Regions from separate parts of the Homo sapiens genome. Here region 2 is linked to region 1. Evidence: chromatin contacts called from ENCODE Hi-C or POLR2A ChIA-PET data. All regions are on one chromosome and are shown on one strand. The core of a region is the stretch at or near the end of the contact, and the rest is flanking DNA. Distances in the headings are between cores, read along the strand shown. Region 1 holds the start of CD82-AS1 (CD82 antisense RNA 1). Region 2 holds the start of FNBP4 (formin binding protein 4).

Region 1 (4,254 bases), core at 996-3,495:
TGTGAGATGGTGAATCACATAGGGTGGACTGCCCAAGATCCCTGCAGAGGCGACCAGCTTCTGAGTCATAGAAACCGGCTCACTGGGGCCTGGTTCTAATCCACCCTGATTATATCACTAACTAGGTCCTAAAGAAGCTCAGTGCCATAGGACAGAAATGAAGACCTGACCCCATGACCATTTTTCTGGGAAAGGAATTTCCCTCCCTTAACTGCTGGCTTCCTGTCTCACAGCCAAACAAGCTGCTTTTCATCTACAAAATCCACTATTTTCCACTTTTGCCTTGACTGCCAGGAAGCTCAGTGCCCAAGTTAGCCCTTAGCTACCAAGAGTATCTTGTCTTGTGAAGTTCCATTAAGTTCTAAGTTCTATTAAATGTTATTTGTTGATGTTGATGTTGGTATAGTGTTTTCTCAGTTTCCTTCCAAGAGGGATCTCAGGCAACTTGACCTTCAAGTGGTGAAGGGCAGGAGCCTATCTGGCTGCCGGCTCTGCCACCCTCCCTGGTGGACAAGAACTGGTGGCACTGGAAGCAGGGACCCTAAGGGTCTGCTAGGCCACAGGCCATGTGCAGCAGGGTCTGGGGACGGGTGAACTCAGGACTCGGAGTCAGGGAGCCTAGGCTGTCCTTACTCCTTCATCTGCAGGACGGGGATTCTCCCACGACCTTGAGAGGGCCTAGTGAGGATCTGCGAGAGGAGGAGTGTAACGTGGTCAACACTGTACTTGGTATATGCTGTGCATGGACTCAACTGGAGGGATGGTGGGTGTTAGAGTCACTGTTATCTATGTTGTTATTGCTCTTCATCTCAGAGCATCTGCTTCTCCATCTGTCAACATAAAACCCTGCAGAGCCATTGTGAGGACAAGACGCTGTATGGAAAGTTTCTAGAAGATCCCACGTGCACACAGTAGGTGCTTCTTACGTGATAACTGTGACTCACAATTAACTGGCTCACCCAACAGCCATTCTTGGCTCCTTTCTCTCTTGTGCCTCTGTCTTTAGAGTCTGAAAGTTGGATACTCACATTCTCAGCCTCTTTTGCAACCAGGGGTGGCTTTGTAACCCAGTCTGGGGAAGTCTGTTGGAGGACTTTTTTTTTTTTTTTTTTTTGAGACAGGGTCTCACTCTGTTGCCCCAAGCTCTGTTTCATGGCTCCCTGTAGCCTCAACCTCCTGGCCTCAAGGATCCTCCTGCCTCAGCCTCCTGAGTAGCTGGGACCACAGGTGAACACCACCATGGCTAGCATTTTTAAAAATTTGTTTGTAGAAATGGGGTCTCACCATGTTGCCCAGGCTAGTCTCAGAGCAATCCTCCCACCTCTGCCTCCCTAAGTATTGGGATTACAGTCATGAGCCACTGCGCCTTTTCTGATAAAAGGGATGGCCATGTCTGGCACTGCCCACTTCCCCATCTTCAGGCCACAGCGGCACAGACATCGTGCCTGGTGCTGTGGCAGCCATCTTGGAACCACGAGGTAAGTGTCATAATGCAGGAAAGCCATCCCAGCGAGGATGCTCAACAGCCAGAACCAGGGCCTCTGAGCTTCCAAACCAGACTTCCGGTCAAGTCAACCACAGATGTCCTTCAACTTTAAGCCGCTGTAAGTCTGATTTTCTGTTTCTGAAAGCTGAACATCTCCCCTCGGACACAAGACTGATGTTTTTATTAACGGTCTCCTTCTAAACCTCATTTGTGGGTGAGTGGCATGGATTTAATAGTTGCTAAAGTATCTTAATAATAACAAGAATAACATTTATTGAGTACTTATGGTGCCATGCGCTATGTGTTTCACTCAGATAATCTCGAATAATCTTTGCAACCACTCTGAGAGTTCAGTTTTCTTATTGTTTCCATTTTACAGATGGTGGAACAGGCACATAGAGGCAAGCAGCTTGCCCAAGGCCACACAGCTAGAAAGCAGGGGGGTCAGGCTAAGATCCAGGCCCAGCGGGGACTGCCCACACCTGCCGCCTTCTCTTCTAACGCTCCCCCATTTGATCACAAGGAATAGTGTCCAGGAGGCCGTCCCTGACACCTACTGGATCTGTCTGTGACAACTGGGGGGGTTCCTTGTCCATCCCCCACACTCAGTCAATCACCCCCATGGTTGGTCCAGCCCAGTGAAGAGGGAGGGAGAGAGGGGCTTACCTTGCCCATGTTGAAGTAGAAGAGGGCCCCGGCCGTCACCTGGGCAATGAGGATCAGGAGCAGGAAAGCAAAGTACTGGGGACACAGAGCAGGCACAAAGTCAGCTGAGGGTCCCCGACCAGGTGCACCCAGCCTGCGTGCCCCGAGAGATGCTCTCCACCCGATGTTACGGCCAGCGCCGCGGTCAGGCTGCACTCGGCTGGATGAGAGGAAATGGGCAGGCAGCTGCGGAGGGATCCGTACTCACCAGCCCCAGCAGGCAGCGGACCTCGTTGACGGCGCCGATGCAGCCCAGGAAGCCCATGAGCATAGTGACTGCCCCCACGCCGATGAAGACATAGGCCCCCATCCTAAGCGAGCTGGAGGAGGTTTCTAGGGGGAAGAAGAAGTACAAAATCAGTGGGCACAGCAGGTATAAACACCTGGCCTAACCGTCCAGGTCTTCTTCCGGATCCCCTCTTTGGAGCCAGGGTGTTGGGGTCAGCTGCATTCCCCTGCTGGCTTCTCACTGCCCAACAGGGAACCAGGTCACCCCCATCCCCACTTGTGTCCCTCCCCCAGTAAAATTGCAATCCACACCCTCATCCAGCCTAAGCCCCTTCCCGGCTTTATTTTTTACTTCGTAAGGCTTCTCAGGATTGAATAGACTACATTTCACTGATTCTTCTTGCTCATTGTCTGCTCTCCCCCTCCACCAAGGACCTGAGGTGCATGAGGGCAGAAGCTTCACTTTATTCCTGGGGAACCCCCAGCTCGAACAGCGCCTCTCGCAGTGAGGTGCTGTGCACAGTGAATATCTGCGGAATTGACAGACAAGAGGCTGGCTGGTTCTCCAGGGGCCACTGACATTAAGATTCCAAGCTGATTTTTAACCCGCCTTCCTTCTTGTCCATATAATAACAAACACCAGCCTTTCTTGCCCACTCACTGTGCCTCATGGGCTTTCCACACGCCGTCTCCAACTCTGACATCACCCTGCCTGGCAGGCACTAGCATGGCCATTTCACAGAAGAAAAAAATGAGGCTCAGAAAGGCGAACAGGCAAGGGCCTGAGCTGGAATTTGAAAATATGCAAATCTCCAGTGCCACACTCTTTCCACTGATGCACGGGGCACATGTATTGCTACAGGTGTGCTGCATGTTCATTCGGCCAAGAAATGTTTACTGGGTGCCCACTTCATGCCAGGCACTGTGCCAGTTGCTGGGGATGCAGAAGAGTGACTAACAAGGTCTGACATTTGGGGGTGGGGAGTGGAGACAAAAAGTACACAATACAGGTTTTCTGGTTGTGTTGGGCGCCATGAAGATACCAAAGCTGGCTAACTGCAGAGAACTGCTGGGCTGGGAGAGGGTCAGAATGGGTCGACGAAGGCCAGCCTGAGCCAGTGACATTTGAGCCAAGACATGAATGAAGAAGTCAGCCAAGCAAAGATCTGTAAGAAAAGCATTCCAGGCAGGGAACACAGCAGGTGCAAAGGCCTGAGGAAGGAGGAGCTTGGTTATTTGAAGATTGGAAAGAAGGTGAGAGAACGGACCAGTGAGAGCAAGAAAGAAGCCCGGGAGGAAATGATGCTTAGGAGGTACAGGAATGGGCCTGATGGCTAAGACCCTCTTTAGAGCTACCTGTGGACAGGCCCATTCCGGGAGGTAGAGGTCAGGAGTCCTGCAGGGGCACTTGGCCAACATTTCCTAAGACACCCAACCCATCACACAGGGTAAAGCTCATGTCATCTCTAACTCACCAGCATGGGTACACTGTACCCCCAGGGCATGGGACGCACCTGGAGGGCGAGGGTGCTGGCGTCTCCAGAAGGCTGGAGAGTAGTGTGGATCAGAGGAGCCTCTTAGGGATGCAGATGCTTGAGTCCGTTACAACCCGACCAAGACGCTCCCAGCAGGAGGCCAAGGACCTGCGTTTTTAATCTGCTCCCCTAAGCACTGAGGCACAGCCAGGACCAACCCCTTTACCATCAGCAGGGAGAATACAGGCCTGGGGCTGGCCACGACTCCCTGGGGATCCTGGAGAGGCCGAGGTCCCCACCTTGGTCCCCAAGGGGCGTTAGTGCCCTTACAGAATAACTATCAAACTGGAGGACGGGAGG
Region 2 (4,254 bases), core at 1,049-3,548, 3.2 Mb before region 1:
ATTTTCACAGTGCTTTTCTATACGATGTCTTTAATCTATAGATAACATAACCGATTAGGTCAGGGGTCAATCTTTAACTACCAGGCCCAGGGTGTGGTGCCGGGCTGTCTGCCTGTGGATTTCATTTCTGCCTTTTAGTTTTTACTTTTTCTTTCTTTGGAGGCAGAAACTGGGCATAAGACAATATGAGGGGTGGTCTCCTCCCTTAAGCCAAAATCGCACCACTGCCTTCCAACCTGGGCGACTCTGTATACAAAAAAAAATCTGTAATCTCAGCACTTTGGGAGGCCAAGGCAGACAGATCATGAGGTCAGGAGATCTAGACCAGCCTGGCCAATATGGTGAAACCACATCTCTACTAAGATACAAAAAATTAGACAGGCAAGGTGCTGCGCGCCTGTAGTACCAGCTACTCAGGAGGCTGAGGCAGGGGAATCGCTTGAACCTGGAAGGCAGAGATTGCAGTGAGCCAAGATCGTGCCACCGCACTCCAGCCTGGCGACAGAGAGAAGCTCTCTCAAAAATAAATTAATTAAAATTAAAATTAAAAAATTAGGCCAGGCACGCTGGCTCACACCTGTAATCCCAGCACTTTGGGAGGCCGAGGCGGGTGGATCACCTGAGGTCAGGAGTTCAAGACCAGCCTGACCAACATGGCAAAACCCTGTCTCAACTAAAAATACAAAAATTAGCCAGGCGTGGTGGTGGGCGCCTATTATCTCAGCTACTGGGGAGGCTGAGGCAGGAGAGTTGCTTGGACCCGGAGGGCAGAGGCTGCAGTGAGTCGAGATTGCGCCATTGCACTCCAGCCTGGGCAACAGAGCGAGACACCGTCTCAAAAAAAAAATGGCTTTAGCCCAGGAGTTTGAGGATGCAGTGGGCTATAATCATGCCACGTTACTCCAACCTGGATGACAGAGCAAGACACGTTTAAAAATAAAATTAGAAATAATCATTTTAAAAGATCAAATGCAATTCTACGTGTAAAGTGCTTGGTGACTGACACATAGAGCTCAGTAAGTATTAGATATTTTTAGTGGGAACTGAGCTGCTGCGGATATAAAAATAAATACCACTCGCATTCCTTAGTTTAGAGGGGAGACGGATGTCAACAGGATGTCAAGTGCCAGGGAGAGGCTGGGCAGGAGAGGTCACGCCTGCACTGCGTCTGCATTGCGCCCTGATGAAACAATAAAAGACTTTCATCATGTGATGCAGTAATTATTCCAGTCAGTGCAAAGGAAAAGTGAGGGAGGTGATGCTCCAAGTGGCGGGCTCCAGAGGCAGGAGACGGGAGAGGGGGCAGTGTTAAAGCAAGGGTAAATTAAAGCATGTTGACGATAGTAGTACAAAACTGGTAAGGTTCCTGTATGCCATCCCAACAATTTTAGGCTTTTTCCTTGTAGGTAGTGGAGTATCTCGTGATTTTTCCCAGCTAATAAGCGAGAAAATATGAGACATCTATTTGTGTGCTGCAGGAAATTACAAAAGCGTAAAAGACCCACTGTCCCATTTAATGTTCAATGCTATACCCAAAGTAAGCCACAATAATCCGGGCGAAACGTGGGGAAGGGCTCAGAAAACAGCACACCTTTCTTTTTTTTCTTGAGACAGTCTCACTCTGTCACCCAGGGTGGGGTGCAGTGGCGCGATCTCGGCTCACTGTAACCTTTGCCGCCGGGTTCATGCGATTCGCCTGCCTCAGTCTCCCGACTAGCTAGGATTACAGGCGCCTGCCACCGCGCCCGACTAAATCTTTTGTATTTTTAGTAGAGACGGGGTTTCACCATCTTGGACAAGCTGGTCTTGAACTCCTGACCTCGTGATCCACCCGCCTCGGCCTCCCAAAGTGTTGAGATTACAGGCGTGAGTGAGCTGGGCCCAGCAGCACACCTTTCTAGAAGACAGACAACATGAAACTCTAGGCCGAGAATAGCCACAAGATGGAGGACAAGTAGGCAAAGAAAAGGCTTGGGGAAAGCGCATGGGTGGAACCCGACGGAAGTGGGGAAGTCGTTCTAATTCAGGCCCTACCGCACTATTGGCTGGACTCTCACCCTTTTTCCTTTTCCATTGGCCACCGGTCCCTTCTCTGGGTCAAAACAGCCAATCGCCTAGCGCAGTTGGTAATCCCGCCCTTTCTCCTGGTGAGGAGGAGCCAGAAGAGCCGAAGGGTCCGAGGCGCTTGCGCAAGCGCGTGCTCCGCTGGTTGAAAGCGGATCCGGGCTGGAGGCGGTGTCACGGTGTATGAATATTGATTACGCGTCGCAGCGCCCAGGGCCCAGCGCCCAGCCTCCAGTGCCCGCCCCTCTCGGCCGCCCGACGCTCTCTGCTCGCGCTTGGGCTCGCGATGGGGAAGAAGTCCCGGGCGGTACCCGGCCGTAGGCCCATCCTGCAACTCTCTCCGCCGGGTCCTCGGGGCAGCACGCCGGGCCGGGACCCGGAGCCGGAACCCGACACTGAGCCGGACTCAACCGCGGCGGTCCCCAGCCAGCCCGCCCCGTCGGCGGCGACGACCACCACCACCGCGGTGACTGCCGCCGCGGCCTCGGACGACTCGCCTTCAGAAGGCAAGGGTGCGCGGGGGGACCTGAACTCGAGCTCAGGGCTTGCGGCCTAGGCTCCTCACGGCGCCTGGCCAGACCCGGCGAGGGAGGCGGGCGAGGTCGGCTTCCGAGGCCTGCCTGCTGCGGGCCTGCAGGCGGGGCGGCCCTGGGCTCCGGGCCGCAGAAGGGCCAGGCCGAGTTCTGCGCCCTCGGCCCGGGCCAAGCCCGAGGCGCCATCTGTGGTGCAGGGCTTGCCCCGGGAACGTTTGAAATATGACCGAAGTTCGGGCATCCTGAGTCTCCCAAACGCCCCGGGTCGGTTTTGGGTAACGCAGAGGGTGGATGTGAGGATGAGTTTCCGCGTGCGCGGCCTGTGACTGTGGGCCAGGCCTTTCCACACGTCATCTGCCTCCTTTCGGTTTTGTCGAAACGGGGATAGAGACGTTTAGAAAAAGCTCTTAATATTCCAGCTAGTAAGCATCCCCACACTAGCAGAACTGCTGGAGAAATGGAGCTGGTAGGTTCCTAAGTATTTGTGTGGTTCTCACTGGAGTGGTGCTTAGATTAAAAGTGACTCCAGGACTAGGCGCCGGAGAAGCCGCGACCGTTTCACATGTTCAGAGATCACGCTGGTTCGTTAATTGGAAAAAATCCGCAATAGCAGTGTTTGGTGTGTCTTGTAAAGGTCCTATCATAGCCTGGAGAATACTTACTGTTTTTGTATGTATTTGTAAGTATTGCAGATGTAACTTTTTAAGAGTTTTGTTTTGTTTTTTTCGAGACAATGTCTCAATCTGTCGCCCAGGCTGGAGTGCAGTGGCGCGATCTTGGGCTCACTGCAACCTCCACCTCCCGGGTTCAAGCGATCCTCCCGCCTTAGCCTCCTGGGTAGCTGGGACTACAGGACCCTGCCACCATGCCCGGCTAATTTTTGTATTTTCAGTAGAGACGGAGTTCATGTTTCCCGGGCTGGTCTCGAACTCCAGGGCTCAAGCGATCATTACAGGCGAGAGCCATCGCGCCCGGCCATGCAGATGTATTAATAATTTTTATTTACCATGGTAAGAGTCTTCCCTTGATGTTGAAGTTTGTAAGCAGATGAAAGACTCCAGGGCACGGTGACTCATGCCTGTAATCCCAGCACTTTGGGAGGCCGAGGTAGGCGGATTACTCGAGGTCAGGAGTTTGACCAGCCTGGGCGACAAGAGCGAAACTCCGTCTCAAAAAAAAAAAAAAAAAAAGATTCCAGCTCTGTGTTTATTATCTCCCAATTATTTGGGTCAATGAAATGTCCTTTCTTTTTTTTGAGATGGAGTCTTCCTCTGTGGCCCAGGCTGCAGTAACCTCTGCCTCCTGGGTTCAAGCGATCCTTCTGCCTCAGCCTCCCGAGTAGTTGGGATTACAAGCGAGTGCCATCATGCCTAGCAATTTTTTTATTTTTTGTATTTTTAGTAGAGATGGAGTTTCACCATGGTGGCCAGGCTGGTCTTGAACCCCTGACCTCAAGTGGCCCCCCCCCCCCCCCGTCTTGGCCTCCCAAAGTGCTGGGATTACAGGTGCGAACCCATCCGAAATGCACTTTTTAAAAAATTGATGGAATCTAGAGCTGAAATGTTAAATCAAAGGTTGGTTTGTCACCTCTAGTGTTTTCTCTGGTCTGGAATCTGACTGCAGTTTTCTTTTCTTTTCTTTTCTTTTCTTTTCTTTT

What was found. A loop is a pair of places that touch in the nucleus more often than their neighbours do. ChIA-PET counts read pairs that join two places held with the same protein, here RNA polymerase II (POLR2A). Pooled maps may share reads with other maps.
Region 2: a loop to region 1 is called in a map with no recorded cell type, with 8 times the contacts of the local background. The contact joins the promoter of FNBP4 here to the promoter of CD82-AS1 in region 1. A Hi-C loop is called at or near these places in 1 of 37 single-sample maps with no recorded cell type and 1 of 50 pooled maps. POLR2A ChIA-PET finds 5 or more read pairs at or near these places in 1 of 52 experiments (naive thymus-derived CD4-positive, alpha-beta T cell).

The regions. Positions count from the first base shown.
Region 1 is chr11:44,603,328-44,607,581 of GRCh38, reverse strand. CD82-AS1 (CD82 antisense RNA 1) reads left to right here and starts at 2,245. Exons shown (of 2, transcript NR_182290.1): 1 at 2,245-2,564; 2 at 2,852-3,074. It overlaps CD82 (CD82 molecule), which reads right to left. Exons shown (of 10, transcript NM_002231.4): 5 at 2,400-2,524; 6 at 2,153-2,227.
Region 2 is chr11:47,765,385-47,769,638 of GRCh38, reverse strand. FNBP4 (formin binding protein 4) reads left to right here and starts at 2,298. Exons shown (of 17, transcript NM_015308.5): 1 at 2,298-2,570. The coding sequence starts at 2,351. RefSeq lists a silencer at 2,284-2,893 and enhancers at 2,083-3,007, 3,154-3,213, 3,008-3,933.